6 separate regions of the Homo sapiens genome follow, and regions 1, 3, 4, 5 and 6 are each linked to region 2. The links are chromatin contacts, found by Hi-C or POLR2A ChIA-PET in ENCODE. All regions are on one chromosome and are shown on one strand. The core of a region is the stretch at or near the end of the contact, and the rest is flanking DNA. Distances in the headings are between cores, read along the strand shown. Region 1 overlaps PLXNC1 (plexin C1). Region 2 overlaps TMCC3 (transmembrane and coiled-coil domain family 3). Region 3 overlaps PLXNC1 (plexin C1). Region 4 has its middle 62 kb from the start of NDUFA12. Region 5 overlaps FGD6 (FYVE, RhoGEF and PH domain containing 6). Region 6 holds the start of NDUFA12 (NADH:ubiquinone oxidoreductase subunit A12).

What was found. A loop is a pair of places that touch in the nucleus more often than their neighbours do. ChIA-PET counts read pairs that join two places held with the same protein, here RNA polymerase II (POLR2A). Pooled maps may share reads with other maps.
Region 1: a pooled map shows a loop between it and region 2 (9-fold over the local background). The contact joins two enhancer-like sites. A Hi-C loop is called at or near these places in 1 of 37 single-sample maps with no recorded cell type and 8 of 50 pooled maps. POLR2A ChIA-PET finds 5 or more read pairs at or near these places in 1 of 52 experiments (activated CD4-positive, alpha-beta T cell).
Region 3: a loop to region 2 is called in a pooled map, with 4 times the contacts of the local background. The contact joins two enhancer-like sites. A Hi-C loop is called at or near these places in 1 of 37 single-sample maps with no recorded cell type and 6 of 50 pooled maps. POLR2A ChIA-PET finds 5 or more read pairs at or near these places in 1 of 52 experiments (B cell).
Region 4: a pooled map shows a loop between it and region 2 (5-fold over the local background). The contact joins two enhancer-like sites. A Hi-C loop is called at or near these places in 5 of 50 pooled maps. POLR2A ChIA-PET finds 5 or more read pairs at or near these places in 2 of 52 experiments (activated B cell and common myeloid progenitor, CD34-positive).
Region 5: a loop to region 2 is called in a pooled map, with 10 times the contacts of the local background. The contact joins two enhancer-like sites. A Hi-C loop is called at or near these places in 1 of 37 single-sample maps with no recorded cell type and 8 of 50 pooled maps. POLR2A ChIA-PET finds 5 or more read pairs at or near these places in 1 of 52 experiments (endothelial cell of umbilical vein).
Region 6: a loop to region 2 is called in a pooled map, with 4 times the contacts of the local background. The contact joins the promoter of NDUFA12 here to the enhancer-like site in region 2. A Hi-C loop is called at or near these places in 1 of 37 single-sample maps with no recorded cell type and 5 of 50 pooled maps. POLR2A ChIA-PET finds 5 or more read pairs at or near these places in 1 of 52 experiments (MCF 10A).

What each region holds. Positions count from the first base shown.
Region 1 is chr12:94,205,635-94,210,192 of GRCh38, forward strand. It overlaps PLXNC1 (plexin C1), which reads left to right. Exons shown (of 31, transcript NM_005761.3): 5 at 3,956-4,070. Among named protein-coding and RNA genes, the nearest start is that of PLXNC1-AS1, 31 kb to the left of the region's middle. RefSeq lists enhancers at 2,095-2,164, 2,815-3,074. Within about 2 kb of position 3,142, at least 12 of the 41 ENCODE cell types and tissues checked have a DNase peak (open chromatin) inside an H3K27ac peak, as active enhancers do.
Region 2 is chr12:94,619,270-94,623,462 of GRCh38, forward strand. All of the region lies in intron 1 of TMCC3 (transmembrane and coiled-coil domain family 3), which reads right to left. Among named protein-coding and RNA genes, the nearest start is that of TMCC3, 29 kb to the right of the region's middle. RefSeq lists enhancers at 1,994-2,113, 2,454-2,773. Within about 2 kb of position 2,567, at least 13 of the 41 ENCODE cell types and tissues checked have a DNase peak (open chromatin) inside an H3K27ac peak, as active enhancers do; they include B cell and endothelial cell of umbilical vein, where a contact is called at or near this core.
Region 3 is chr12:94,256,694-94,261,205 of GRCh38, forward strand. It overlaps PLXNC1 (plexin C1), which reads left to right. Exons shown (of 31, transcript NM_005761.3): 18 at 2,644-2,682; 19 at 2,917-3,041; 20 at 3,949-4,147. Among named protein-coding and RNA genes, the nearest start is that of PLXNC1-AS1, 82 kb to the left of the region's middle. RefSeq lists an enhancer at 4,252-4,512. Within about 2 kb of position 1,463, at least 2 of the 41 ENCODE cell types and tissues checked have a DNase peak (open chromatin) inside an H3K27ac peak, as active enhancers do; they include B cell, where a contact is called at or near this core.
Region 4 is chr12:94,940,143-94,944,200 of GRCh38, forward strand. No RefSeq gene overlaps it. Among named protein-coding and RNA genes, the nearest start is that of NDUFA12, 62 kb to the right of the region's middle. RefSeq lists a silencer at 1,413-1,462. Within about 2 kb of position 1,474, at least 4 of the 41 ENCODE cell types and tissues checked have a DNase peak (open chromatin) inside an H3K27ac peak, as active enhancers do.
Region 5 is chr12:95,101,397-95,105,681 of GRCh38, forward strand. FGD6 (FYVE, RhoGEF and PH domain containing 6) reads right to left here. Exons shown (of 21, transcript NM_018351.4): 14 at 3,611-3,690. Among named protein-coding and RNA genes, the nearest start is that of NR2C1, 30 kb to the left of the region's middle. Within about 2 kb of position 1,920, at least 4 of the 41 ENCODE cell types and tissues checked have a DNase peak (open chromatin) inside an H3K27ac peak, as active enhancers do; they include endothelial cell of umbilical vein, where a contact is called at or near this core.
Region 6 is chr12:95,000,915-95,005,469 of GRCh38, forward strand. NDUFA12 (NADH:ubiquinone oxidoreductase subunit A12) reads right to left here and starts at 2,783. Exons shown (of 4, transcript NM_018838.5): 1 at 2,681-2,783; 2 at 1,825-1,907. The coding sequence starts at 2,766. RefSeq lists enhancers at 2,414-3,041, 2,506-2,905.

The DNA of each region.
Region 1 (4,558 bases), core at 1,892-4,391, 410 kb before region 2:
GGTTGTGTTGTATTCACAGCTAGTGATAGAGGAAAATTAGAGGCCTCTCAGAATGCCCACTTCTGTGTTCTCCCCCAAATCCTTGCTAACCGCTTCATCCTACAGTCTCTGCCTTACCTTCTGTCTTCTCTGTTTCTGGGGTCCCCATCCCTGTGTCCTCATCCTGGCCCAGCTCCACCCTGCAACCACTGGTTGAGGTCCCAGGAAGCCAGGAGGAACTATGAATGTCCTCTATTAAGTGGTGGTTAGGATCTATAGGAAGGCATGAAGCCAGGGGGCCAAGTTTGTGGGCTCTGAAATCAGACTTCTGCCACTTGGCAGCTATGTGGCCTTGATATGTTACTGTACTTCTCTGAGCTTCTGTTTCATCCGTAAAGAGTGAGGTTGTTGTGAGAACTAACTGCAAACACTCCCATCAGTGCCTGGCACACAGTAATGTTTCCTCCATGCCAGTCTGTGGTGGGGTAATTATTCAGGGATATTATGGGTTACACATATTTCTATGAACCCAGGAAGCAAACCCACTGTATATAAAGACTTTCTAAGTTTTCAAACAGTGAACTTAGAAACAAGTGTCTGGGACCTTCCTGTTTATGACTTGGGGCCGGAGTAGGTTTGGAACTTTTTTTTTTTTTAAATCTGTTGGGGGTGAGGGAGGGGGCGGTTACATACTTATATAGTTGAATGCCAATATCAAACTCTAGTATTATCTCGAATACATTAAGCTCTACAGCAGATTTTATAGCAAACTAACAAGAACAGCTTTCTTAAATAGTTTCATTGACTGAATTGTTTCTACATACAGTGTTTTTCACATAAGGGAAGTCTTTTTAAATTAACTTTTTGGTTTGGGGGATTTTTTTTTTTTTCCTTCAGGCAATCTTTTCTTTGCATTTGGGCAGGTTCTGTATTCTAATTTGCAAATAGGCTTGTGTCTGCCTGCAGGCTTTATCATGAAAGTATTAGCTCTAAGTGGAAATAAGGACTAGAAAAATAAAATACTGACTGGGAGTCTGAGGACTTTGGGATAGATCCTCAGTAGAGGATGGAGCAAAAGTAATAGTAAGTCAAGAAAGCAAATATATCTCTACCAGTTTCCCTAGAATATGTCCATTCTTATCCAAATCCAATTTTCCTCCTATTCTTGGCCTGAAGAAATTGAAATGAAGCCATTAAGATATCAGCCTATCTGAGAGTGCATCACTGAAGAATCAGCCTCACTAAGAGTCCTGTGTGACAATGAGATTTTAATTTAATTAGGGCAGTGGCTCAAGTGTTTATGCACTTGACCGTTGCTCTTGTTGATACGCAGGAATTAGAGTGATAGCTTTCAAAAGGAATTATTTCAGAGTAACTAGCTTTGTTTACTAAAATATGGGAGCTATAAGATCTGCTCTGTAAGAAATGTAAATGTATGAGTAATATGCTGTCATGAAGATTTTATAATCTGCAGTATTTGAGAAGTAATAAGATACTGTTGTTGGCTGGCCATCTGGTTATACATACTTGGTGTCATGGTTTGCTTTTTATTTTTTCATTTTTTATTTGTACTGGTGAGAGGCAAAGAATAGGAGTTCAGAGGTGGTGGGTTGTTTTTTTATATATATATAAAAACAAGGAATTTATGTTTAGTTGCTTAACATGGTTAGATTTTGTTTTTGCCTTATGCAGAATAAAAAATGAAAGGTTCATTTTATACTTTCTTTTCCCTTTTTTTTTCAAAAAGTAAAATGGAAACCTCACCCCCAATTTGTCCCCAGATTTAAACTTTTTGCTTGTTTTAAAAATAGTCTCTTTGGCATGAGGAGGAGTCAGACATGAATTAAAACTCTAGAAAGAAAAATCAGCAACAGAAAAGACCTATAGAGATTTCATATTTCATCCTTTCATTCAAAAATATTTATTGAAACCCTAGTATTTGCATATCATGCTGCCAGACACTGAGGGATTTGCTAAAGAAATATTAAAGACCTTCTCCCTTCTTTGAGGAGCTTAGAGCTTACTTGGGGAGAACTGAGATAGACTTATGAAATAGTTAAGTTGTAATTCGAGGCAGCATATGATTAAATACCGAAATATGTACTTCTGACAAGAAATGCTATAGGAGTTCAGAAAAGGGAGTGATAACTCAGTGGCACTACTGTTTTCTGCCTACAAATTGGCAAATTGTAGCACTATTTGTATGAAATATTTTACACTTGTTTTTTTGGCAGCCTTAGGCTTTGACTCCCAGGCAGCATTAAGAGCCAACAAAAATATTTGTACTCCAGTCTCTTCGGAATTGGCTTATTTTTTTTTTTCTTATAGGCAGAGGAAGTGCCTTACACAAACCGGAGTGCCCATGAGAGGCAGGGAGTTTTTGACAGTCATGATCTATTTCAGATACAACCGAAAGAACCAGCTTCGTCATTCTGTTTTTCAATCCAGCAGTGCTTGTCTCTCCGTTGCAAACTCTCTCTGACATTGACAGGCGGTTTAATTTGAACTTAATGTCTTTGACGGATGAGCTAGCCATCAAGGGTCAGATAAATTTATGGCTTTGGAGAATTGCCGATGAAAATCCCCATGGTTATAATGTTGGAGAAGAAACTGACACAGATGTAGTGGGAGGTGGAACACAGATGTGCTTATTGGGAGCAGGGTTCCCCAAATGTCAGAAGCCGGTGACATGCTAAAGGTATTGTGCTTGGGGATGACGTTTAGTGAAACTCACTGACTTCCTGTTCTATTTTTGCCATATTCAAATTAACACAGAGCTCAAAGATGAAGCCATGAGGCCTAAATTCTTAAGAATTGAAAGAGAGAGAGAGTAGAGAAAGGAGAAAAAATAAAACCTTTAGGAAGCCAAATACACTGTTTGGGCCCATCCATTCCTCATTCCGCTCGGATCCCCTCCGGGACTCCCCGTAGCTGAATGTGGTCATCATTTGGTTGCTTTTCAATCTCATGATTCATGTGTTTTCAGTTTCTTTTAAAAATTCACCATCACTGGTTTACCACCCCTGCATTTTAATCTTCAGCCTTGAGGAGGTGTAGTACTAGAAATATTTCGTTCTTTCCTTGATGCTATTCAATGGAATATCTGTGGAGTCCAACACCCTTTGGCGATAACGTGCTGTTGGTATTTGTTCTTCTTGCCAGGTTGGTGCCCCGTCTGGTGAGGCAAGGGTTCCCAAGTTAGTGTGACCTAGAGTGACTGACACATCAAGCAAGCCAGTGATCTCACCACTCAGCTTCTGAGCATCTCTTTATCAAAGTAGTTGGCCCTGGCCACAGCTTAAGACTTATCTGGGTCAGCCTCTGAGCTGGCTGACTTGGGAAAATGGCCCTGGAAAAATGTTTCACCTATATCTTTTGATATAATTTGGTATCTGTCTAAATAAATGGTATGTAGCAGATGGTTATGGAATGTCTTATCAAATTCTTAGGCAGACTCTGCCCTTGAAATTTTTCTATTTAATTATCATACTGCAAAGCACAAAATAGTAACTTTGTTATTATTTTTAAACAAAATCAAGTTACACAATAGGTTGATATTCTGAGAATGAATAGCAAACCTAAAATTTATACAATATGTGAACTCTTCCTTGAGCTGTTCTTTGCTAGGCATTTCTAAAAGGGAGCTCCCTATTTCAGAATCCATGGGAGGATGTGTTTCAGATATATTTGGCGATGTCATCTTGAGAGATGGCTCAGGAGTCGAAGTTCACCATGTTGTCTACATTTGTTCTTTGCTCCTAGACATGATGGAAAAAAATGCTCTGCTGTTTTCTTGTTGCTTTTCATGGTTTTAGCATCATGTTCCTATTCTCGCTCAAATCAATAATCCACTGTACAAGGTCTGGCATTTTGTACTGAAGCCAAGTATAAGAAAGTTTTAACTAATGCACGTATGGGGTCGCTGTTTTAACTAACACACGTATGGGGTCGCTGTTTTGTTGCCTCGTTTTTTTAGGTGCACTTTTCAAGGAGATTGTGTACATTCAGAGAACTTAGAAAACTGGCTGGATATTTCGTCTGGAGCAAAAAAGTGCCCTAAAATTCAGATAATTCGAAGCAGTAAAGAAAAGGTAAGAGGAAAGATTTTAATTTGTCCTCGTTGTATTGTCTCATTTTGCACAGCGGATGCTAAATTTCTTCTGTGTGTAAAATATCCATTAGCAATCAAACATGCTTAGTGATAGCACTCCATTCATTTAGCACTCATTAACGAATATTGAGTGCCCACCAGATGCCATCCACTCTGCAAGGTGCTGGGGATACAGCGGTAACCAAGTCACATCATGGGCCTGCTCTCATGGAGTTTGTCGTCTTGTGGAGCTGAAGATGACCCTCAATGGTTGAACTGGAAGAAAAGTTGGACTTCTAATGTTGTAGAAATACATATTGCTTTTGAAAATAAAGAAAAAAGAGGTTCAGATTCATGGTCAACGAGATACCTTAAAGGTGGCTTAATTGCAGAATTTTGTTTAGTGTAATGGTCCCTTATCCTAATGTGTTGAGGCTTCCCCAGTAACCATCTTATGAACATAGCTTCCAACAGTCTTGGTAGCGATGG
Region 2 (4,193 bases), core at 1,317-3,816:
TGATCTAGAGCAGGATTTTCTCACTATTACCTTATGCCCCAGGGCTGCCTTACTTTCTTCAAAACCCAGATCAGGACCTGCAACCTATGACCCAAAGCACTCTCCTTGTAAATTCAGGATTCCCTACTAAGCCAGTCCCTAGCTTTTTCTCTCTCTGAACTCTTTAAACACCTTTTACATTCTCCTCTTTCTCATAGCTCATGTCATTCCTCCAGGCAGAGGCCCCTGAGTTTCCTGTGGTTAGTAGACATGGATAGCTGCCTGCTGCATCAGACTCAGCTGAGCCCAGGAATCCTTCTGAAAATAAAAGATTTATCCTACAAATTGGTGCAACCTTTGGGAGGACAATGTGTTTGCCTCTATTCTCATTTAAAAGGCACATGCCCTTTGACCTAACAGTTTTGCTTTTGGAAATTTATCTAAATATGGTTATAGAGAAAAATGTACACAAGTTTTCAATACAGTATTACAAAGCAAAAGAAACATGAAAAAACATCATCCTGGGAGGAACTTAAATCGCATATCAATAGGCGACTGGTTAAATAAATAATAGATATGTATATTTTGTGTCAAGACTATTTCTGTAAAGACACATAAGAAACATAACATTGCAGCCAGGCGCAGTAGCTCACGCCTATAGTCCCAACACTTCAGGAGGCCGAGGCAGGTGGATAACCTGAGGTCGGGAGTTCGAGACCAGCTTGACCAACATGGAGAAACCCTGTCTCTACTAAAAATGCAAAATTAGCTGGGCGTGGTGGCGGGTGCATGTAATCACAGCTACTGGGGAGGCTGAGGCAGAAGAATCGCTTGAACCCGGAAGGCGGAGGTTGCGGCGAGCCAAGATAGTGCCATTGCACTCCAGCCTGGGCAACAAAAGCGAGACTGTCTCAAGAAAAAAAAAGAAACATAACATTATTATCATTGCTATCTCTGGGGAAAAGGACAAGAAGCTGGAAAAAGACACTTTAATTTTGCTTTAAGCCCTTTAGTACTGTGGAAATTTTTTTTTTTTAATAATTATTATTTTTTTTTTGAGACAGAGTCTTGCTCTGTCGCCCAGGCTGGAGTGTAATGGCGCGATCTCGGCTCACTGCAACCTTCGCCTCCCAAGTTTAAGCGGTTCTCCTGCCTCAGCCTCCCGAGTAGCTGGGATCACAGGAGCCCACCACCATGCCCAGCTAATTTTTGTATTTTTAGTAGAGACAGGGTTTCACCATGTTGGCCAGGCTAGTCTTGAACTCCTGACCTCAGGTGATCCATCTGCCTCGGCCTCCCAAAGTGCTGGGATTACAGGCATGAGCTACTGTGCAGGGCCTGTGGAATTTTTTTTTTTTCAAATGAATTCACACTTAAGCTACTTAATAGAAAAAAATGTGAACCTTTATCATTTAGAGCTACTAAACACTTCATTAAACAATATCACTTAATCTTTGCTAAACACGAACTAGAAAAACTAGGCACAAATAGAAACTGTATAGACCAGATATACATTAGAATGGGTCTGCTTTAGCAGTTAATGGTTTAATCATTAACCAGGTCAGGGTATTTTTCTCTAAGGCACTTTATGTGTTGCTGACTCTTCTACAATCTAAGTGGCTCAATGTAAACCATTCCCCTTGTGCTAAACATGCGTGTTTATACTTAAAGTCGATTTCACTGAGGAAATTAGGGTAGGGTCAGTTTGTAAGGTTTTGCCCTAAACCTTAAAAAGAACACAAAATCCTTCAGGTCTTAAGCAAGATTGATGCCCAGGCCCTATGAAGGACACATTGAATCTTCTGTATATTTTTTAACAAGCTCCACAGGTAATTTGGATGTGGCTGGCATTGCCTCGTGCACACCTAAAGTAACCATGCTTAGAAAACGCTGTGTTATCCAAAAGAAACACAGCACAGAGAATTCTATGAACAAACTATTGCAGTACTCTAAGATTTTAAAATAAGTAACTTTCTCAAACACTGATATGGGGTTTAGAGTTAACACTGCGGGTAAGCAAACCCACCAGGCTCTCTCAGTTGACACAGCTCTTCTGGCTCCTTCGAGGAAGTGAGGACCAGTATGTGGAAGAGCCTTTGGGGCTGGTGTTTCTCAAGCTACAGCTTCAGGCAATCTCAGGGACAGAACCTGGACTGTGCATCTGACAGCCGCCTTTCTACCTCCCACCTCCACCCCATTCTTATGTCCAAGTAGTTTGAAACTATTGAGCTAGATCAGTATATCCCGAACACCAAATTGTTAAGAGTGGATGGAGCCCCAGTGATCTTTCCCACTCCCCAGACCAGTGAATCAGGAAATCTCTACTGGAGGTTCTGCAGTACCCCAGGTTCTTTATCTAAACAGGAAAGTTAGGAAACACCAATTTAGGTCAAACTCATTTTAAGATAAGGAAATCAAGGCCCAAGAAGTTTAAGTGATTTCACCAAGGACTTATAGCTGATTAATGATAGCTGGGAGCTGTGAAACCTGGTGAGCTAATTCTTCCCTCTTAGACCAATACTGCTTGTTATATTATGTGTAATCATGAGAGCCCCAGTATCTGTGCAGTTTCTGATTCACCAGGAAGAGGCCCCAAGTGATTAATAAAGCCTGAACCCAGGGGCATGTCAGAACGCACCACTGGTTTAAAGGATGACTGACATGGTAAAGTGTCCAACGTCAACCTGCCCTCGGAATTCTTTCACTTTCAGTATCAGTAGGAGAAATATACAATTGTACATTTCATAGAAAAGTAAACCCAGCCCCACACAGTTAACAACCAGGTGAAGCGGGAACACAGGACAATTCAAAGTTTTCGGATCACACCATTTCTTGGTCAAATATTAGTACCTTCAGCAAAAGACCTCTAATTACCACACACTTTTGGTTATGGCAACAGCCTGCTCCTTACTTTTGGGAGAGAGGAGTACTCCACACCCATGGCCTGAAACCAGGATCTCCAAACCCATCAAAGAGAAACATGGATGGGAAACCAAACCCCCCAAGCTTGGAAAGCATCCAGCAAGCTTTAATTCAGGGAGAGTTCAATCGAGATATAATTGCCTCTAATTGGCCCTCCCACACGATCTCACAACATACAGCTATAATCAGTTCCACAAAGAATATGTTATATTTCTTTTCTCCCTTGAAAAGCCAGAATCCTCTCTTGTTAGGTACTTACCATCACTGTTTTGATTTTTGTAAATATACCGAGACATTAAAAAAGGAAGAATGAATGGGTAAAAGCAAAGAAGTAGATGGATTTCTTTTTTAAAATAAGCACTGATCCCTATGACCTTAATGATAACCCAGTGCGATTCAAATCTGTAATGGAGACTGATGTCGACTCAGGAAACCTTTCTAGTCCAGGGCACATGTGATCCAAAAAACACATTCATCTGGTCGGACATTTTCCATACTCTGATTTTTATCTTTCTTGGCATGCTCAACTCTCCTTTAATAAAGTCACAACCCTTTGTTGCCATGGAACCCAATCAGACACGGAGCCTGTTACTATGACTTCCCTGCAGATATAAAAAAAGACCCAGTGACCAAAAGACCAGCTCTTTCTTAAAAAAAAAAAAAAAATTACAAGGCAAAGAGGCTCCAAAAAAACCTCAACACTTCTGTATTTACTGAAGTTTAATCTTTTATGTAGGCTCACCTGAACTCTTCAGCCAAAGCTAGCTCATGTTTCAGCTGGAACTTTCCAAAGAAAATGATTTTACAAATAAATACCTAGGCAAAGAAGGTAAAAAATATTCTTGGGATATCTTACTTTTCTTCTTCTTCTAGGCAAGCTTTCTGAAATTTGAGTAGCTGTTTAGCAAACATGTGTCAATCAGCAGCTGCCAAATTGCAATATTCATTTCCATCAATACTTAATGTTGCCAAGAGCTCATTATTTCTCTGAAAAGAAAAGATATTCTAAACAATACAATCAATCCTGTGTTCTGGACCTGGACTAAATCTGCAGGAAAAAAAAAAAAAATCTGAGACTAAGCAGAGTGGACTGAGCAGAGCTACTTAAGGGAAGAGAATTAACATTTGTTGAGTGCCTACCATGAGCTGGGCACTTTTACGTCATCACGTCAGGACCCTGTAACTGAGGCAATGCCACCTCTGTTTGGCAGATGAGGGACCAAGGCTCAGAAAGCTTAAGTACTTAAGCAGCTTGTTCAAGCTACCAGGCTAGAATGCTGCCTGGCTCCCAA
Region 3 (4,512 bases), core at 213-2,712, 360 kb before region 2:
GCTGTGTGGGCTTTTACAGTTAATGATTGCCCTTGAGTGCTGAATAATCTGTGGCCTGAAAAAAGAAATGTTCTTATCTTCTAAATTTGGTAATCAAGAACAAGATAGAGTAATGAATGTAAAGGAACACTGTTGCAAGTTGAGTGTTTCCAAAAAAAAAAAAAAAAAAAAGATCCCAGGAACAATGCTACCTTATTTTAGGAGAAGAGAGATAGTTGCAAAGGAGGCAAACTGATTTAACTCAGTGTTGTGTATAATCTTGAAAAACAACTGGGAAAGTCATAAAAATTGAAGTCAGAAGTTGTTTAAAGGAGAGAACCCAGGAAAAAACATGCATAAATTTGTCAGAACCCTTTCAAGAAGACCTAAGTCAAAACTGATTTTATAATAATTAAGAAAAGATAGAACAGGGAAACAGATCGTAAGAAGACAATGCCACTTAAATGCATTCCAGGCTGCAGATAAGTCCTGGTATTAATTAGGCTCTTTATGGATTGATCAGAAGCCGAATCCTCTAGGCCTGGAGGTTGGGGGCTGTGGGGGTAGGATTTGGGTGTTCAGCACCTACAAAAAAGCAACAGGCAAAATCCAGAGGAGATTGTAGGTTCTCAAAGGAGGCCAGGGTTCTTTGCTCTGCCTGTCGGTTTTGGCTTTTAAAGCCTTGCTTTTTATTTTATTGACTCTTCTTTGCTTTGCATAAAGTAGGAGAAGAAATAAGGGTAGGCAGAGGATCTAAGCTGAAGAAAAGGGAAATTTGAATGAAAGGAGGAAGCAGCCTTAAAACTCAGAGAGCCACGGGTCCAGGCGCGGTGGCTCAAGCCTGTAATCCCAGCACTTTGGGAGGCCGAGGCGGGTGGATCACTTGAGGTCAGGAGTTAGGGACCAGCCTGGCCAACATGGTGAAACCCCGTCTGTACTAAAAATACACAATTAGCCAGGCATGGTGGCGTGCACCTGTAATCCCAGCTACTCGGGAGGCTGAGGCAGAGAATTGCTTGAACCCGAGATCAAGACCATCCTGGCTAACACAGTGAAACCCCGTCTCTACTAAAAATACAAAAAAATTAGCCAGGCATGGTGGCGGGCGCCTGTAGTCCCAGCTACTCGGGAGGCTGAGGCAGGAGAATGGTGTGAACCTGGGAGGCGGAGCTTGCAGTGAGCCGAGATAGCGCCACACTGCACTCCAGCCTGGGCGACAGAGCGAGACTCTGTCTCAAAAAAAATAATAAATAAATAAAAAGAATTGCTTGAACCTGGGAGGCGGAGGTTGCAGTGAGCCGAGATCACGCCACTGCACTCCAGCCTGGGCGACAGAGGGAGATTCCGTCTCAAAAAAAAATAAAGAATTGCTTGAACCCGGGAGGCAGAGGTTGCCGTGAGCCGAGATCGCGCCACTGCACTCCTGCCCGGGCGACAGAGCAAGACTCCGTCTCAAAAAAACAAAACAAACAAAAAAACACACAGAGAGAACCAGGGCGGCACTTCCGTATTTACGATTAAGAATCAACCTGTTTCTCCTGTCTATTTACATGAAGTTGGTTCAGCAGAAAAATATTAAGAACCAGAAAATGCAAACCTAGGGTCTGGGGGTTTTTTTGGTTTGTTTTTTTGGGGCTTTTTTGCTTTTTACTAGGGGAGGATATGGCCAAAATAGTTTCAGGTCTTTTGCTTGGGCTTGCAGATTTGAAACTATGAAGCAAAATTCTCTACAGAAGAAATTTACTTCACAAGATATAAAATTAGCTCAAAGTTTCTATTATTATCAAAAAAGAAGAAAAACTTGAATGTTTTGAGTTTAGAGTCTCATTCTGTGGACTTAAAGTATTGCTTAACATACTTTTAAAGTTTAACCATTGATTTTTAATAAGATTGATGATACACTATAAACCCTTTTTATATTCCAGAGCTACCTAGCATTTAGAAACCAGTGGGGTGATAGCATTGTGGTCTAGTTTGCTATAAATTAGGAATAAAACCAGTAATGATAACTGACACAGGGCACTTACTCTGCACCCATTTTATTTTCACACTAAACCTCTGAGGTGGGAACCATTACTGTCCCCATTTCAGAGATGAGGCAAGTCAGACACAGAGAGGTTAGGTAACACATCCCACGTCATGTGACCAGTATGTGATTAAAACCAGGACTGGAACCCAAGTAGTTTGGTCCAGATTCTATGCTTTTAACTACCCCCTGTCTTTCAATATCATTGTGTATTGAAACAGTAGATGCTACTTAGGTAAGACTTGTAAAACTTAACAACGTAATTTAGTCTTTATCTTTAGAAGGTAAATTGCTTGAAGAGGGGTCTGATATTTGCATAATCTTCATCAATGACCCCTTCTTTAACTCTTAAATCACTTCTTCTAAAACGTGGGATGATACCTTCATCTACCAAACCTGGAACTAATGCCATGATAATTATTATTCTTAGAGGCTTTCGGAATTCAGTGGCGTTTCTTGAAAGCTGAATAATTATTTATTATGTATTAGAGAATACGCAGCCACCATAAACCCAGGGGCGCTTCAGATTAGCAAATAGTGTCTCTACTTTATTAAAACGGACTTGGGTATTATAACAAAAATACACTCTTCATTTCCTTTGGATGTTATGAATAATAAAAGTGTCTCCTTCCTCTCAGTCAGGTGGCTTCACCCACATCTTCACTGAAGATATGCATGTAAGTCTCTACGTTTTCATTTTTAGCCCAGTGACTGCCTGATGTTCATAGTGTTATCATCATCACTATCATCTCTATTATTATTACTTTGAATTTTTATTGTGGGTTTTTTTTGGATCATGAATTCAATATTGAATAATTCATTGTCTTGGAAAACCCATTGTGGGTCTACTTTCTAACTTTAAACTTATATATGATTTTGTATTATACTATATATTTTTTTCTTTTTATCAGAACAGAGACGCCAACGACAAGAATGAAAGTCTCACAGCTTTGGATGCCCTAATCTGTAATAAAAGCTTTCTTGTTACTGTCATCCACACCCTTGAAAAGCAGAAGAACTTTTCTGTGAAGGACAGGTATTAGTCCATTCTTTGATGTTTTAAAAGCCTTTAAGAAAAAATCAGGCCGGGCATGGTGGCTCATGGCTGTAATCCCAGCATTTTGGGAGGCCAAGGCAGGCAATCACTTGAGGCCAGGAGTTCAAGACCAGCCTGACCAACACAGCAAAACCTTGTCTCTACAAAAAAAAAAAAAAAGAGAGAGAAATCAAACCTGAGTCCCATATTTTATTTCCAAACCACTATCTGAACTTGGTATCTTGAGAACATGCACTTTTCCAAAGGCTATTTGATTGGGAGTTTATGCAGCCTTCTCTCCATTTTAGATCATACCACCCCAACACAATTTTTTTGTTGTTGTTGTTGGAGTCTCACTCTGTGGCCCAGGCTGAAGTGTGTGATCATAGGTCACTGCAGCCTCATCCTCCTGGGCTCAAGCTACCCTCCTGCCTCAGCCTCCCCAAGTAGCTGGAACTACAGGTGCATGCCACCACACCCAGCTAATGTTTTGTTGTTGTTGTAGTAGAGATGGGGTCTTGCTATATTGCCCAGGCTGGTCTCAAACTCCTGACCTCAGGTGATCTGCCTGCTTTAGACTCCTAAAGTGCTGGGATTATAGGCGTGAACCACCATGCCCGGCCCATAAATTCTTAATAAAAAAAGCAGAAGTGTTAATTTTTATTTTTAAAACATCCCGAAACTTTGGAAGACTCACATCTTGTTACCACTCTAGTTTAAATGCTGAAAACACAGAAAATGTTCTAGAGATAGAAGTGGTTAGAATCTAAACATTAAAAAAAAAAAAAAAAAAGCTCCCAACCCAACAGGCCAGCTCCCTGCCCTGCCAGTGAGCTTCCATGGAAACTCCCATGGGTGTCCAGCTAGGCCTGCAGCCAATGGTTCACCCAGCTCTCTTTTTCAACAGGTGTCTGTTTGCCTCCTTCCTAACCATTGCACTGCAAACCAAGCTGGTCTACCTGACCAGCATCCTAGAGGTGCTGACCAGGGACTTGATGGAACAGTGTAGTAACATGCAGCCGAAACTCATGCTGAGACGCACGGAGTCCGTCGTCGAAAAACTCCTCACAAACTGGATGTCCGTCTGCCTTTCTGGATTTCTCCGGGTAAGTGTCACATCCCTCAGCAATGTCAGAGGTAAGACAATAGGCAGTTATTTTTAGCGGACTCTGATGCCTTTGCCAGGATAAATCCTGAATGCTCGATGGTGTCAGCACTTAACCATGTTTCGTCTTGGTCCTGACCCAGAACAGAGAGAGGGAAAGTAAACATTGTTTTTGCTGCAACTGGCCTATGCAAATGTAATTCATTTAGAATTTCGTCAGGTGAGACTTTTCAGGTGAGTTTACCTTCTCACGTCAATTCACACCCAGAGCCCAGTCAGCCCATTTAAGAAAATGTACTGAGAAAAGGGAATATTTCAAACACCAGAGAACAAACTGTTTCAGGCCCTCTGAAGCATTGTAGAAAT
Region 4 (4,058 bases), core at 224-2,723, 320 kb after region 2:
CAGTTACACTCAGGCAAGCTCATTCTCATTTTTAGGCCTTATTGATGTGTATAGGTAGCAATGATATGACAATGAGAGGAAAGACATTGGGACTTTGGAGCCAGTCTTCAGGATGAATCCTGCTTCTTCCACTTACTGGCTTAGGAATTACTTAAATTCCCTGAGAATCAGCTTATTCATTCATAGAATGGGTTAATATCAACTTAAGGTAACACCATATACCATGGTAATTCCTATTAGGTAAGTAGGTGCTATGGATTGGATATTTGTGACACCCACCCCACCCCACCCAGAATTCATATGTTGAAATTTAAACCCCAATGTGATGGTATTAGGAGGTAGGGCCCTTTGGGAGGTGATTAAGTCATGAGAGCAGAGCCCTCATGAATGGGGTTGGTGCCTTATAAAAGAGGCCCCAGAAAGCTCTAGCCCCCATTCTGCCGTCTAAGGATACAAGAAGTTGGCAGTCTGCAACTCATAAGAGAGCCTGCCATCAGGCCAGGGATGGTGGCTCATGCCTGTAATCCCAAAACTTCGGGAGGCCAAGGCAAGTGGATCAGTTGAGGTCAGGAGTTCGAGACCGGCCTGGCCAACATGCTGAAACCCGTCTCTACTAAAGATACAAAATTAGCTGGTGGCGCATGCCTATAGTCCCAGCTACGTGGGAGTCTGAGGCAGGAGAATCGCTTGAACCTGGGAGGCAGAGGTTGCAGCGAGCCGAGATTGCGGCACTGTACGCCAGCCTGTGCGACAGAGTGAAACTCCATCTCAAAAAACACACACAAAAAAAGAAGAAAGCCTGCATCAGAAGCCAACCATGCTGGCACCCTGATCTTGGACTTCCAGTCTCCAGAACTTTGAGAAATAAATTTCTGCTGTTTATAAGCCACCCAGCCTGTGATACCCTGTTAGGGCAGCCCACTGCCTACAACAGCAGGTAATACTTAATGCCGTGTCCAGCACACAGTTACATGTTCCATAGATGTTCATGTCCTTCTTCCATCCCTAATTCCAGTCCTGTGCTCTGCCTACCCTGGAGTGAGCATGTTGCTGTTTCATTTATTCTGCTCCCTGAATTTGAGATGTCAGAGGTCAGTGCCTTCTTTTTAGCCAGCACTGTAAGAATTTGTAGCCTTTATTTTCACACTGCCCCTCCTCTGAGGCTCTCTAAGGGCTTAGCAGCCTCCAAGGGGGAAATGTAAACAATTTCTATTTTACCAAGAGGGAAGCTGGAACACAATGCAAGATCAGCTGTTTTTCCCAAAAAAAAAAAAAAAAGAAATTTCAAATTTTCTTCCATTCCCATGGTTCATTCCACTGTGTAAACGGCTGTCCTGGAAACCAGCCAAGAGCAGCCAGCAATCGGGGACCATTGCGGGCTCCTGGGGACTGCTGAGCAGGGGCTGGCTGGAGGAAGATTTTCAGTCATCGCATCTTCTGCAACCCTCTCAGACTGCCCCTCCCAAATGATGACACGTTCAGCTCAAGAGTCATTTCATTCTGAAACAATTGCCAAGCACCAGGCGTGCCCAGCCTGTGGATAGGAATGAATGACGTGCTTCCTCTGATCTATGTCTGTCCCTTTGAGAAAACACTCACTGCTAAGTGATGTTAACCTCTTGTATCACCTCCTATTTTTAGCCTCTTGAGTGAGTGATAAATCAGGTTATAATCTGACAGGATGTTTAAAGACATATTAGAATCAAATTAAATGACAGGGCCTCAGACATCATACACACTTTTAAAGAACAGAGCCAGAACACATTATCCCCGCCCAGTTTCAATGCATACCCATTGAAACCTAGTTTTTGTAAAAGGACTTGGCTTATGTCATAAGGTTGACTCTAAGATTAACTATGTCTCCTCCAATTTTAATCAAGCCCCATGTACCCAGCCAGCTCATTCCAAAAGCTGGAGACCGAGATGATTTCTCTGGAATATTATCATTATGCTGTGAGCTCAGACACTGCTGGTAGAAACCATACTCTCATCCATATCTGTAGGGAGCACCTACTTCATGACAGCCACTGCCTGAGGCACTGTGGGGACAGTGGTGAACACAGAAGACATCATTCTTACCCTTGTGGAGCTAGCTTAGTGAGGAGATAGATGTTAAGCAAACAACCCAATAAATAAATGGCTGGGTCACTGGGTTCCACTGCTGAAATTATGCTATTTGGCGTCTGTTTTAGTCTCTCTCTTCATCCATCCCTTATAGCTGTCTTCTATTTGGCTTCATTTTCCATAAGATTCTACATGACTAAGGTGGCCACTTGCAGCTCCTGACTACTGCGGTGCTAATGAATGATGACCCCAGAGCAATGACTGTCCCCAGAGTACCACCAAAGTTTCAAGGAGGAGGCTGACTGGCCCGATTCAGATCACTTGCCCGTTCCTGGACCCATTGTGGAGAACTGCAGAAGAAATAATCCGGCCAGCCCAGGTCGCATGCACACTCTCAAGGTGGGAAGAGGGAGGGGTGGTGTTGGTGCCCCCGGCACCTTATGGCAGAGCAGGATTCCGATGGCACAGGAGAGAGTGGTTTCCCAAATGAAAGGATGGTAGCTAGTGAATGTTTGTCCACAAGTGTTAGAGAGTTGATGTTTAAAGTTGGTCAAGTCAAAGAAGAAAAGAGGCAGCACTGTAAATTGTGGGTTTTTTTGGTGTTTCTTCCACCTCGTCTTGAGTTGTGCAACATGGTAGAAAGAGAGAGGCCTTCAGAACCAGGCAGATGTGGGCCCACATCCTGCCCCCATCACTTCTTAGTGGCTATGTGGCCTTGTGCAAGTCATCTAACCCTCTCTGAGACAGTTCCTTGCTGGTATCATGGCAATAGAAGCTCCGTATGGGAAGATGAAGTGATAGGATTTTTTTTTTTTTTTTGAGTTTTGCTCTGTCACCCAGGCTGGAGTGAAGAGGTGCGATCTCGGCTCACTGCAACCTCCACCCCCCAGGTTCAAGCAATTCTCCTGCCTCAGCCTCCCAAGTAGCTGGGATTATGGGTGCCTGCCACTAAGGCCAGCTAATTTTTGTATTTTTAGTAGAGACGGGATTTCACCATGTTGGCCAGGCTGGTCAAGTGACAGAATTTAAAGAAGTAGGCCAGGCGTGGTGGCTCATGCCTGTAATCCCAGCACTTTGGGAGGCCAAGGCAGGCAGATCACGAGGTCAAGAGATAGAGACCATCCTGGCCAATATGGTGAAACCTTGGCTCTACTAAAAATACAAAAATTAGTTGGGTGTGGTGGCGCACGCCTGTAGTCCCAGCTACTTAGGAGGCTGAGGCAATAGAATCGCTTGAACCTGGGAGGCAAAGGTTGCAGTGAGCAGAGATTGTGCCACTGCACTCCAGCCTGGTGACAGAGCGAGACTCCATCTCAAAAAAAAAAGAATAATAATAAGAAGAAGAATTTAAAGAAGTACCTCATTACTGGGAGCACTGGAGGTACCTACTGGATGGTGGGTATTTAGAAATCTCCCTGGAGTATCATGTCCTGTAACAAGCTTTGTAAATAGTCTCCAGAACTGTGCAGTGGGACGAGTGAGTGATGCTTACAGACAAGAGAAAGAAACAAAATATAAACAAATAAATAAATAAGCACTTCCATATTCTGATAAGTGCTCTGATGGAAATAAACAATGTGACAAGATGATACAGAGTAATAAGGGTGGAGGTCTCCTTAGACAGGTGAGACCAGAAAAGCATCCATGGGAAGATGACCTGTGAACTGAATCCTGAAAGATCAGAAAGGGATTGCTATGCAAAGAATACAGGCAGAGGATTCTAGACAGAGGTAACAGGAAGTGCAAAGACCACAAGGCAGGAAAGGGGTGGGCGTGTTGAAGAAACAGAAGGAAGGCCAGTGGTTTGAATGGTGAGATTAAAGAGGTGGGTAGGAAACAGATCATAGAAGGCCTTCTTCTTTTTTTTTTTTTTTTTTTTTTTTTTGAGACGGAGTCTCGCTCTGTCGCCCAGGCCGGACTGCGGACTGCTGTGGCGCAATCTCGGCTCACTGCAAGCTCCGCTTCCCGGGTTCACGCCATTCTCCTGCCTCAGC
Region 5 (4,285 bases), core at 670-3,169, 480 kb after region 2:
CTGTCTGGTACTGATCTGGAAATCATGAACATCCAGATATTCACCTAACAACCAAGGAAAGAAACATTCACTATAATTTCTTGAATGATTTAATCTTAATAAAATAGATTACTGTTTTTCACCAAGGCTCATTTTTACTTGGGAAATAGAAGTGCAATTAAAACTTGACTTTTCTATAGGCATTTCTGCCTTGGAATTTTGAAAATAACCTCTTGATTTTAAGAACCAAGCTCAAGCACTCACTGGGAACATGATATACATGGTCTTAATGTTCTTTGAACTTTCTTTTTTTTTTTTTTTTTTTTGAGATGGAGCCTCACTCTGTTGCCAGGTTGGAGTGCAGTGGTGCGATCTCGGCTCACTGCAACCTCCACTTCCTGGGTTCAAGCAATTCTCCTGCCTCAGTCTCCCGAGTAGCTGGGACTACAGATAAGCGCCACCACACCCGGCTAATTTTTGTATTTTTAGTAGAGACGGGGTTTCCCCACGTTGGCCAGGATGGTCTCGATCTCCTGATTTTGTGATCCACCCGCCTCGGCCTCCCAAAGTGCTGGGATTACAGGCATGAGCCACTTAGCACCGGCCTTGTTCTCTGAACTTTTGTTCAAACTCCTCTATCCCTCAAAAACGAAAAAAGGGCTGAACACAATCCTGCCTGTAGCACTTTGGGAGGCTGAGTGGGGGTGGATCACCTGAGGTCAGGAGTTCAAGACCAGCCTGGCCAATATGGTGAAAGGTCATCTCTATCTTAAAATTAAAAAAGATGGCCAGACGTGGTGACTCACGCCTGTAATCCCAGCACTTTGGGAGGGTGAGGTGGGTGGATCACTTGAGGTCAGGAGTTTAAGACCAGCCTGGGCAACATGGTGAAACCCTGTCTCTACTAAAAATTAAAAACTTAGCTGGGCATGGTGGCGCATGCCTGTAGTCCCAGCTTCTTGGGAGGCTGAGGCACAAGGATCGCTTGAAGCCGGGAGGCGGGGGCTGCAGTCAGCCGAGATCGTGCCACTGCACTCCAGCCTGGGTGACAGAGCGAGACCCTTTCTCAAAAAAAAAAAAAAAAAAAAAAAACACAACAACAATAAAGGAAAAGAAAAGAAAAAGTCACAATGCTAAGTGATTGAGAGTTTACCTGCACTCTCTAAATATTGGTATCTGGTGGATGCTTCAGGTACCCCCAAGAAATTTGCTTGTTCTGACTGCTAGCTGCGAAGCATTTGACAAACCCTAGACACAGGTATTTGTCTTCTCCTGTCATCCTGTATGTCAGGCAGCAGTAGCCATTGCATTTCAGAGGAGTAGCACACCCCAGGATGACTCTTGTGGTCCTCTGATTTTGGGAAGTCAGACATTTGGTTTGAGTCCTTGACATTCATGGACGTAAGCAAAATTATAAAGGTTGTCAGAAACACCTAGGTTCAAATCACAGCTCCACTGCTTACTACTCGTGTAACCTTAGATGTGTTATTGAACCTCTCTGAGCCTCCATTTTTCTAATCTGGAAGATCAAGATAATATCCACCCCACAAAGTTATCATAGAACTTAAAAGAGAAAATAAATATAAAACGAAACATGAGCACTGTGACTGATGCAGAGTAATAAATGATTCTGGCCACTACTCCACCTGCTCCTAAGATCCTAGTTGATTTCAGTGGTATGGACAATTGGAAACAGACTGCCTGGTTTCAAATCCTGGCTCTGCTAGTATAGCTGAGTGGCTTTTCTCAGCATAGAATGGGTATAATAACGACAACTTGCCTTACAGGTTGCTGTGAAGATGAAACGAAGTACTACACATAAAGTCTTTATGATGGTGCCTGGCATACAGTAAGTGTTACAAAAGCGTTTGCTTCTATTTTTATTAGATCAAAGGTTAGGTCTGAGAAGACAGTGTCTCATTATTTAGATTGTGCAGTGGAGCATGCTATGACTATTGGCATCTCTCCCTTCACCAGTCAAACCTTCCCAAATACCCACTTCCGCCACTCAGTCAGTAACTCAGTAATGTATTTTTATGAGTCATAGAGTTTCAGGTTTCCTCAGCACTTGAATTACATTATGGCAACATATTAAGTCACTGCAGGTTCCGGTCTGGGGCAAGGTGGTATCATAAATAATAATGGATTTCTTTTCCCGCCCTCCCTCCATTCTTTCTGAGATGGAGTCTTGCTCTATCACCCAGGCTGGAGTGCAGTGGAGTGATCTCGGTTCACTGCAACCTCCACCACCCAGGTTCAAGTGATTCTCCTGCCTCAGCCTCCCAAGTAGCTGGGATCATAGGCACATGCCACCATGTCTGGCTAATTTTTTTGTATTTTTAGTAGAGATGGGGTTTCACCATGTTGGCCAGGCTGGTCTCAAACTCCTGACCTCAGGTGATCCACCCGCCTTGGCCTCCCAAAGTGCTTGATTACAGGCGTAAGCTACTGCACCCAGCCCATAACAATGGACTTAAAAGCAAAAGACTTCGATTTGCATCCTGGCTGTGTCAAATATGTATCCGTAAGACAGCAACTCCATTTTTCTGTAATTTAGTTTCCTAATTTTTAGAAGGAGATTACACCTACCTCATAGGTTTGTTAGAACCTTTAAGTGACACCTACAAATTTCCTAATAACCTATAAAGCACTAGTTGTTCTTAAAAACAATTTGAAATAGCCACTTAAAAAATGATCAGCAAAGCACTTTCACCATTGTTATTCTATTCAGAAGAACATTTTAATCTCTGTGCTTCTAGCATACTGTTGCCTCTGCTCTCAGCCACTTCCTTGCATGGTAAATCAAGAGTAAAACTGCACGGTATTGGGAAAGAAGAAAAAGAAGAACAAAAAGTCAGTAGCTAACCTAAGTGCAAAAAGTGTTGGCAATATCTTTCCCTGTTATACTCACAAAAATCTATGTTTATGTATTCTTAAAAATAGGCCGGCACAGTGACTCACACCTGTAATCTCAGCACTTTGGGAAGCTAAGGTGGGAAGATTGCATGAGCTCAGGAGTTCAAGATCAGCCTGGGGAACATATGGAGACCCCATCTCTAAAAAAAAAATTTTTTTTTTTGAGACAGAATCTCTCTCTGTCACCTAGGCTGGAGTGCAGTGGTGGGATCTTCGCTCACTGCAACCTCCGCCTCCTGGGTTCAAGCAATTCTCCTGCCTCAGCCTCCTGAGTAGCTGGGACTACAGGTGCCTGCCACCATACTTGGCTAATTTTTGTATTGTTAGTAGAGATGGGGTTTAATCATGTTCATGTTAGCTAGGCTGGTCTCAAACTCCTGACCTCAAGTGATCTGCCCAGCTCAGCCTCCCGAAGTCCTGGTATTACAGGGGTGAGCTACCACACCTGGCATACAAAAAAATATTTTTAAAGTTAGCCGGGTATGGTAGTGCATGCCTGTGGTCCCAGCTACTCAAGAGGCTGAGGTGGGAGAACTGCTTGGGCCATGGAGGTGGAGGCTGCAGTGAGCCGTGATTGTGCCACTGCATTCCAGCCTGGGTGACAGAGTGAGATGCTGTCTCAAAAAAAACCAAAAACCAAAATTTTCCTGACATTCCCTAGCAAGCAGACTCAGAATGAGAAAAAAAAAAAAAAAAAGAAGAAGAAAAAATTTACCTGGCTGAGAGAATGAAGGAACGTTCTACACTTTCAATCTTTAATTCATTCTGATAGGCTTCTTGGGTAGGTTTTCTGACCTGGAAGAAAGCACAACAATTTGAGCCGACTCATCCTACTGAAAACCATATCAATGAGCTGAAGTTGTCCAATGGCCCTGGCTGCTTACATCCACAACCAATCTTCCTATCCAGCTTTCTCTACTGCTGTTCTCCTTCATCTACTCTATGCTTCAGATGAATTGAAAAGCCCACACACCAGCCCACCTTTCCCACCTCCAGGACTTTGCTCACAGTATGCCCTCCACCTGGAATGCCTTTCCCTTACATCTCAGCATGGCCAAATGTGACCTATACTTTAAGGTCCACTGGCTCTTCCTCCTCTTTCTCCTTCTTTCCTAGCTGCTCTCAAAAGCTACAGGCCAGTCCCCACCATGACCATCAAACACTGCAAGTTCTTTATTTTCTGAATTCCCAAAACTGTAATTGTGCCTTTATAGTGATATTTATTACTGTCTACTTTATAGGTATTTACGTGTAGTGTACTGTCTTCCCAACTAGTTGCTAAGTCCCTGGGGGAGGAAAGACAATAAGAATCATGCTTCAACTTATCTTCATATCTTCCACCAAACCCATTACTGTTTTGTTTATAGTAGTTCTCAATAAATATCCTATG
Region 6 (4,555 bases), core at 1,533-4,032, 380 kb after region 2:
GTGCACATGTACCCTAGAACTTAAAATAAAAAAACAACAACAAACTATTCTAAAAAATGTTTAATTCATCAGTATCCAACTTACGCACACTAATGTTGCTTTTAAAATTTACTAGCACGGTGGCTCATGCCCGTGATCCCAGCACTTTGGGAGGCTGAGACAAGAGGATGGCTTAAGCCCAGGAGTTCAAGACCAGCCTGGGGAACAAAGTGAGACCCCATCTCTTTAAAAAAATTAAAAAATTAACCAGGTGTGGTGGTGCATGACTGTGGTCCCAGCTACATAGGAGGCTGAGGCAGGAGGAAGGCTAGAACCCAGGAGGTCACGGCTGCAGGGAGTCAAGATCACACCACTGCCTCCAGCCTAGGCGACAGTGAGACCCTGTCTCAAAATAACAACAACAAAAACAAACAAAAATGCTGTGGCCAGGCACAGTGACTCACATCTGTAATTCCAGCACTTTGGGAGGCTGAGGTGGGAGGATCACCTGAGCCCAGGAATTCAAGACCAGCCTAAGAAACATAGCAAGACCTCGTCTCTCCAAAAAAAAATTTTTTTAAACAATTAGCCAGGCATGGTGACACATGCCTGTAATCCCAGCTACTTGGGTGGCTGAGGTAGGAGGACAGCTTGAGCCCAGAAAGTTGAGGCTGTAGTGAGCCATGATCGAGTCACTGCACTCTAGACTGGGTGACAGAGCGAGACCCTGTCTCAACATTAAATAAATAAATAAATTTTTAAAATATAATAAAACAATGCTGTGATGTATGTTGGTTTGCAAGAATATTTGTAGAATTAATTCTTTTTTGAGATAAGAGTCTCGCTCTGTTGCCAGACTGGAGTAGAGTGGCGGGATCTGGGCTCACTGCAACTTCCGACTCCCTGGTTCAAGCGATTCTCCTGCTTCAGCCTCTCAGGTAGCTGGGATTACAGGCACACGCCACCACATCCAGCTAATTTTTGTATTTTTAGTAGCGACTGGGTTTCACCACGTTGGGCAGGATGCTCTCGATCTCCTGACCTCGTGATCCGCCCGCCTCCGCCTCCCAAAGTGCTGGGATTACAGGCGTGAGCCACCGCGCCCAGCCGAATTAATTGTTAAAAGTGGAAGTGCTGAGACAAAGGATATGTGCAATGTAAATTTTTACAAATGTTACCAAATTATCCCTCCAAAAAGACTGCATTAACCTACATATTTATATGGTTTTGCCCACATTGGGATTTATCAGCTTGAAAAATACTCAAGGCTGGACGCAGTGGCTCACGCCTGTAATCCCAGCACTTTGGGGGGCCAAGGCGGGTGGATCACGAGGTCAGGAGTTCAAGACCAGCCTGGCCAATATGGTGAAACCCCATCTCTACTAAAAAATACAAAAATTAGCCGGCCATGGTGGCGCCCGCCTGTGGTCCCAACTACTCAGGCAGGCTGAGGCAGGAGAATCGCTGGAACCCAGGAGGTGGAGGTTGCAGTGAGCCGAGATCGCGCTACTGCACTCCAGCCTGGCCGACAGAGACTCCATCTCAAAAAAAAAAAAAAAAAAAAAAAAAAAGAACAAAAACACTTCAAAATTTGATAGGTGAAAAATATATAACACTGTTTTTAAAGTTGCATTTCTGTTGTTACAAGTGAGAATGAGCATTTTTCCATACCTTCATTGGCTGTTTACTTTTCTTTTTTCTGTAAATTATCTTTTTTCATTTTCTATTGAGTTTTTCATCCTTTTCCAGGTGTTTTGTAAAAGCTCATTGCATAATATGGAAAATAGACTCAAATCAAATCCCAATCCCAATCCAATTATTCATACTAAAAAATACTGCACTCACCAAAAAATTGCTTGTTGTCTTCATAGTATTTGTTTCCATATTTGTCTTCCCCCACTAATGTACCAACCTTCGCATCATTTGTCCTGTGAATACCCAAAAGAAAACAGACATTTTAGAATGATTCTTAGTTCAAAACATAAACGGAAATAAAGTGAGAGTAACAACTTTCAGACACAAGGGCTGCTGCATCAACTAGCAAAATGAAGAAGTGCTGGGGATGGGAAAAGATGAATTGACAACTGATGTGCTCAAATTACACTAAAAATATAAATGTAGTCTCTTCAGATTACAGGACTACTTGTATCTACTATCCCTCAGCCAGGAGGCACTGGAATTAGCAAAACCTTTAGGAAATCAAAAAGCCAAAGTATTTCATCTTCTTACAATGATACGAAGGTCTCCAGGCTCTTTCATTCCACTCTGGGTCTCCATTTAGGTTTCTGCGAAACTATGCTGCTCGTGGGATCAGTGAATGTCAGGAAGAGAAGGGACCATCATTATTACCTTCAACGCCTTACAGACAAGGAACTGTACGGCAGTGCAGGGAAAAAAACTTTACCAGGGTCACTGAGTTAATGTCTTGTAATCCTCATTACTCTCCAGGGCGTGGGAAAAGAGGGGAGCCCAGATGCCCTTGCCTCCGAGTCACAGCTCTGACTCTACAGATAGCTTCGGTCTTGTATCGGGGATATATGGGACAGAGACCAGCCTGGGGGTGGCAAGGCAGAGATTGGGGCGGTTGTCCTTGACAAGAGCTGTGGATTCTCCAAGGTGACCCGAGCCTGGGACCCCTTCCAAGAAATCAGCCAGCGAAAGTCCAGCCCCAGAGGCCAAGAGCATGGCTCTGGCCGCCTACCTGAAAAAAACCCGTAGATAGCCTCGGAGACCGCCGTGGCCGGTGATCTGCTGCAGCCCGCGTTTCAGGACCTGCACTAACTCCATCTTGCCTCGCTGGCCCCGCCTCCCGGGTGCGCCGAGCAAAACCCACCGGATGGAAGCTGCCACTCAGCCGCAGGAAGCCCACGCCCAGAAGGTTCTCACGCGAACGCCAGACGTGGTGGCTCTGCGCGTGCGCAGAGCTAGGTCTTGCCTACGCGGTCATGTTCTGGCTTCCCAAGTAGGCAGAATTGGTTTCCCCTGGAAGCAAAGGTACCTTAAAATTTAGTTTTCAGAGGTTAAATCTAGAAGGCGGGCATATGCTGGAAAGCTCACCTACACGAGGCTTTCTCACACGGGGATTCCCCCTTTGGGAATTTCAGTTTCCTCATCTAAAAATAATTGGCTCTGGTGGGCGCGGTGGCTCACTGTTGTAATCCCAGCACTTTGGGAGGCCGGGTAGGGAGGATCGTTTGAGCCCAGGAGTTCGAGACCAGCCTCGCCAACACAGCGAGAATTCTGTCTCTACAAAAAAAAAAAAAAAATTAAAAATTAGCTGGATGTGGTGGCGCGTGCCCGTAGTCCCAGCTACTCGGTAGGCTGAGGCTTAGATGGGAGCATCGCTTGAGCCTAAAAAATTTCAATATTACTTCATTTGTTAACCACAATTCTTCTACAAAGAGAAACCTCCCTTCAACTATTTGGCTCCTGAGATACAATTAATGTAGGAAAGGCAGTATGGGTGCTTGATTCTCTTACTTTTTTTTTGTTTTTTAATTTTAGAGACAGGCTCTCTGTCACCCAGGCTGAAATACAGTGGTGTGATCATAGCTCACTGCAGCCTCAAACTCCTGTGCTCAAGCAGTCCTCCCATTTAAGTAAGTGCCACCACCCCTGGCTAATTTTTTTTTTTTTAGAGATGGGCATCTTGTTATGTTGCCCAGGTTGGTTTTGAACTCTGGCCTCAAGTGATCCTCCTGCCTCAGCCTCTCAAAATGCTGGGATTACAGGTGTAAGCCACCACACCCAGCCGATTCTTTCCCTTATGTGTGTTTTCAAAATAACAATTTAGTTCCCTAGCTTTTTTTTTTTTTTTTTGGTAGTGGTGGTTAAAAACACAAAATATAAAATTTACCATTTTAACCATTTTTAAGTGTACAGTAGTGTTAACCACATGCACATTGTTGCGCAACAGATCTCTAGAACTTATTCTTCTTGCAAAACAGAAACTTTATATCCATGGAACAACTTTTTCCTCTTTCTCCATCCCCTGCCAACCACCATTCTACTTCTGTTTCTAAGAGTTTAACTACTTTAGATACTTCATATAAGTAGAATCATGAGGTGTTTGTCTTTTAGGACCTGGCTTATTTCACTTAGCATGATATCCACAAGGCTCATCCATAGTGTAGTATATGACAGGATTTTCTTCTTTTTATAAATGTTGAATAATATTCCACTGTATGTATATGCCACCCAGTTACCTGTCCATAAACATTTCTGCTGATTCCGCCTCTTGGCTATTGTGAATAATGCTGCAGTGAACACGGGTGTGCAGATATCTCTAAGATCCTGTTTTCAGTTCTTTTGGATATATACCCAGAAGTGGATTGCTAGATCATATGGAAATTTTATTTTTTATTTTTATAGGAATCCCCATACTGTTTTCCATGGCAGCATCACCATTTTACATTACTAACAACAATGCACAAAGGTTCCAATTTCTCCACCTCCTCACCAACACTACATATTTTCTGTGTTTGTTTGTATGTTTGTTTGTTTGTTCTGAGACGGAGTCTAACTCTGTTGCCCAGGCTGGCGTGCAGCGGTGCGATCTCGGCTCACTGCAACCTCC